Regions from separate parts of the Mus musculus genome. Here region 1 is linked to region 2. The links are chromatin loops, found by intact Hi-C in ENCODE. Cell type or tissue: heart. All regions are shown on one strand.

What was found. Hi-C counts contacts between places; a loop is a spot of excess contacts. Peaks named below come from ENCODE experiments on the same cell type or tissue, not always from the same donor. Only the 100,000 strongest peaks of a DNase experiment are listed, where the experiment ranks them.
Region 1: it touches region 2 in a loop (3-fold over the local background); 12 of 42 quality-filtered maps call a loop at or near these places.

Annotation. Positions count from the first base shown.
Region 1 is chr2:22,772,764-22,775,263 of GRCm38, forward strand. It overlaps Apbb1ip (amyloid beta (A4) precursor protein-binding, family B, member 1 interacting protein), which reads left to right and starts at 1,564. Exons shown (of 14, transcript NM_019456.2): 1 at 1,564-1,758. In heart, a CTCF peak has its summit at 1,546; DNase peaks (open chromatin) are centred at 868 and 1,608; H3K4me3 peaks cover 1,113 bases; H3K27ac peaks cover 657 bases; H3K27me3 peaks cover 177 bases.
Region 2 is chr2:22,863,850-22,866,349 of GRCm38, forward strand. The region is part of intron 10 of Apbb1ip (amyloid beta (A4) precursor protein-binding, family B, member 1 interacting protein); the gene reads left to right. Among named protein-coding and RNA genes, the nearest start is that of Gm52503, 28 kb to the right of the region's middle. In heart, a CTCF peak has its summit at 1,000 (motif pointing left); no DNase peak of the experiment used is centred here.

The DNA of each region.
Region 1 (2,500 bases), 91 kb before region 2:
TTAGAGGTATCAACCTTTCTTTCTAGGATATTCTTGTGTAAAACTCCTAACATCATTGGATGGCTCCTTTCATTTAGGTCCGACTCAAATGCTGGTCATAAGGTTGATCTTTTTCCACAACTCCAATTGACATAGAAGCCCTATCAGCATAACCATTACTTTATACCGTCACCTTTTATTCTTTCTCAGCATGTTGACTATGCAGTGTATTAGCTGTTTTCTGTGGAGTAGGGTGTGCCATCCAGCAAAGCAGCAATCCTTTCTGTTACTGCTGTTTATGTTCTTCTTAGACAAACTATATATAGTCTCCCATTGAGTACTGGAACTATCTGAAATTAATTATATGTCTAATTTATATCTTCATGTCTCCACCATTTTGCCTTACAGTGAACCCTTAAAGACACAGCTGTGTAGAGGAAGAGAAATTAACTCAATCATCATTTAAAATCATAATTGATTTTAGTGGCTGTATTTTCAGATCTCCCTAAACACTTTCTCTCAGAGTGAGTCCCAGTCAATCTTGTGATATACAAGCTATGAACAAACAAAATCATAAGAACAAAACCAGAAAGTGATCTTGGTGGCACATGAGAGGCAGGAGGATCTCTATATGTTCGAAGCCAGCCTGATATACATTGTAAGTTCGAGGACAGCCAGTGTGACAATTACACTCTGACTTTAAAAAATAAAGATGTTGGAGGGACCACAGCCCATCATCAGAGTAGTCTCCACTGAGAACAGACACCTGCTGAGCCCTTCCTTTACCTCCACCCAGGGAAAGATCTACTCTGGCACAAAGGCCATCACACTGCACCACTTCTCTGTCCACCCTAACTGGAACGTCCCCTTCTGGGCTGGTCCAGGAAGTCTTAGACAATGGCAGATTGAGGAAGTGCAGCGAGGGTTGAGGTAAAGACATAGAAGGCTGTTGCAAAATAAGCTGGCCCCTTTACCCTTTGTGGAACTTAATAGATTGGGATTGATCCACACGATGTGAAAATAAACGGAAGACAGGCCTCAACAGAAGCAGAGGGTCCTTTTATTAAAACAGTGAAAGGAGGCAGTCTTGGGGGAAGTGGAGGCTGCGCAGATGCTCAGGGAGCTTGACGGTTTTGTGGGGCAGAAAAGGGAACTTACATCTGTTCCGCTCAAGTCTCAAAATTGTAACCAACGTAGGTTGATATTTAGATCTCCTTGGGAACTAACTGCCTGCAGGTGTTACTGACTGGTGAACTCTCTTGTAGGGAGTTTCTCAGCTAATCTGAGACTTTTAGTCCTGAGCACCCCTTGAGCACTAACCCTTCAGACTAGCATCTGGGCGTTAGTCTCAGACTCTTACAAAGAACACAAGACCCACACAGATGAGAGAAGGCTTTCTCTGACCTTAGGGCAGGAAGTGTTTTCTTCCAGGGGTGGACAGGGTTTGGAAAAAACAACCCGAACTTGCTAAACTTGCGGAGCCCTTTAGGCGGGGCTTGGTGTCTGTCTATTCTCCTCCAGGGCTTTGCTAGCTAGCACCTCCGTGCAAAGCCGAGAGTCTGCGCCGCCGGGTGGGCAGGGCTCAAAGCACTTCCTCCTCCCTGAGCCCACGTCCTCGCCTCGAGGCCGGTCCAGCCCAGAGGCGCCAACCACTCATCTCTGCTCATTCCGGTGCACTTAGGCTCAACCCGGCCCATCTCTGGCTCAGCCCCGCGCATCTCTGCACAGCCTCCTCGCATCTCTGCAAGCCCCCCTCGCACCCTCCTCCCAGCAGTCAAGGTAAGCGGCACCCTAGTCCTGCGCACGGGTTTGGGGTACTCAGGCTGCCACACTGCGTGTCCTATGGGGGTGGGGGAGACAACAGTTGTGGCACAGGTCCACGCACCGGCCACGTGAACACGCCCCCCCCCCCTTCCCCTGGCAGCCAGGAAGCTTCAGGTCCCCTGGGCACCTCTTGTGCTCTTGACCTGTGGCTCCCTCTTCTCCCCACTGCGTTTTGTTTTAACAGATTTTCTGCTTAAGAAATGTTACCAGGTCTCAGGGACCCCACATTAAATTGAGCTAATCTTGAAACAAAACATCCCCTGAGGCATTTTAGGGCACCTCACATTAAGTGGTAGTCTGAGGAGACTCATTTGAGAGTCAGAGGACACATAGCTCAAAGTGTTTCCCTTCATTTAAAACTTTAACTGCAGTTCTGCTTTTTGAAGCCTGTCTTTCCCTCTCAGTCTCCTTTTCTTTGTAAAAAATGTGGTAAGGATAAGTTTGAATACCAGACAAGGGTTTCCTAATTTAGTTTGGAGTGAAGATTCAGAAAATGCTTTATATATTGAAAGACAAGAATGCTCTTGTATACCACCACCACCACCACCACCACTGCCACCACCACCGCTAGAACCCCCAGTACAGGCCCCTCGCTCGGACTTTATCACGTGTACCTCTTCATTCCCCTTGGCGATGTATTTCTCAGCTTTCATACCAAGGTGCAGAGTGACATGTGCTCTCCTAGAGCGTCTCAGCA
Region 2 (2,500 bases):
GGGTACTGGTTAGTTCGTGTTGTTGTTCCACCTATAGGGTTGCAGACCCCTTCAGCTCCTTGGGTACTTTCTCTAGCTCCTCCATTGGGGGCTCTGTGTTCCATCCTGTAGAGCATCCACTTCTGTATTTGCTAGGCACTGGCATAGCCTCACAGGAGATATATCAGGGCCCTTTCAGCAAAATCTTGCTTGCATATGCAGTAGTGTCTGCATTTGGTGGCTGATTATGGGGCAGTCTCTAGATGGTCCATCCCTTCGTCTTAGCTCCAAACTTTGTCTCTACAATTCCTTCCATGGACATTTTATTCCCTATTCTAGGGAGGAATGAAGTATCCACCCATTGGTCTTCCTTCTTCTTGATTTTCTTGTGTTTTGTAAATTGTATCTTGGGTATTCTAGGTTTCTGGGCTAATATCATGACAAGTATCAGTGAGTGCATATCAAATGACTTCTTTTGTGATTGGGTTACCTCACTCAGGATGATATCCTCCAGATACACCCATTTGCCCAAGAATTTCATAAATTCATTGTTTTTAATAGTTGAGTAGTACTCCAAAGTGTAAATGTACCACATTTTCTGGATCCATTCCTCTGTTGAGGGACATTTGGGTTCTTTCCAGCTCTGGCTATTATAAATAAGGCTGCTATATGTATCAAAAGATGGCCTAGTCGGCCATCACTGGAAAGAGAGGCACATTGGACTTGCAAACTTTATATGCCCCAGTACAGGGGAATGCCAGGGCCAAAAAGGGGGAGTGGGAGGGTAGGGGAGTGGGGGGTGGGGGGTAATGGGGGACTTTTGGGATAGCATTGGAAATGTAAATGAGGAAAATACCTAATTAAAAATTTAAATAAATAAATAGATAGATAAGGCTGCTTTGAACATAGTGGAGCATGTGTCCTTATTACCAGTTGGAACATCTTCTGGGTATATGCCCAGGAGAGGAACAACACAGTGTGGGGCAGCCATCCAAAAGTGTTTGCCGCCATCTCCTGGCGCAACTGGAGAACTACAGCAACAGTCTGCATACTGGTTGGCGTCGTCAGGAAAGAGGAATCTAAGAGGGACAATCAAGGAACTAGCTGGCTTCCAGGCCAGGCTGATGCAAATTCCGAGTCAGTAAAGGAAGCAATCCAATTAAAAGGGTCAACTTTTCTCAGTTGCTAGAAAAGACCACAGACAGGAATCCTTTACATTTTCTGTTGTTTTATTCCTGTAGTATCTTTAAAATACAGTGCTGTCTTCAATGACTCAATATAAACTCAGAAATTCTAGTGGATAAAGAAATAAACAGGAAGCTCTCCAAATATCAATTTTTATCATTTTTAAACACAGAAATAAATAAATTTAGAAATAACTAAAGCCCTTGCAGACTATGTGTCTTGCAGAGGATCGATGTGGGACACAACAAGCACAAAGCTTGCAGGGAAACCACACCATATGCTCTCCCTCATATTCCAGCATATTAAAGGCATAGCTCAAAAGCTCAGATCACCTTTGACGATTAACTACTTTCCTAAAGGTCAGTGAGTTTGCTCAATGCAAGTGGAAGCTCTATGAAGCACCGTAGAGAGGGATTGTGGCTTCAGCCCGTTTCTGCCAATGGAAGCCTCCTAGATCTCCTGATAGCTCTGATCTTTAGTGCCACTAGTTTATGCTCAGACTAGCAAGGCCAACCTGAGCTTCATAAGGCTGCTCTAAGGAAACACAAACACATACACGCACACACACGCACGTGCATACACACACACACAAAAACAGTTGTTTTAGTTGGTATTTTTTTATACAATAAAATGTAATCGAAGTTACAATGGCCCATGAAAATTGACATCACACACATTTCAGATCCTAGGTTTGGTTACCAGCCTCTGACCCAATGACTTCAACTTTTCTGATATAAGAGTAAATACTATGCTTATTTATATATTTAAAAAATTATTTTGACACCCAGATTAAGGTTCTACTACATGCCAGGCATGTGCTAAGCACCAGGGATCTTCCAAAAAAAATAATACAGGCAAAGTTCCCATCTGATAGAGAGCTGAATATGTAAAAGCCAAACAGAAACAAAAGCTACAGGGACTAGAGAATCCAGAAACAGAGTTGCAATCTTTTTGTGTCTGCCACATCAGTGTTCTCTTGTAAACTCCTGGGGGCCTATATAACCCCTGTACACACACTGTTGATGGCCACTTAAGGACAGATAGAAACACTCTGAATGCCATCATGCCTGCAGAGGATGTGCCCAAGTGGATGTGAAACCACCATTAGGAAAGAGCGATAGATCATTGCAAAACTCTGTATTCTTGTTGAAAGAAATGACACCTGGACTAAATTTTGGCACAAATAAAACTAATTTTATAAGCACCAGTTTTGTAACGTAAAATGCCTACTAGGTAAGCCCCTTATATGATAGAGAGGCAACCTGATTTCCAATGAGGAACAGACATATAAAATATATAACGGATTTCAGCATTTAGAAGGGAGAAATACAATTAT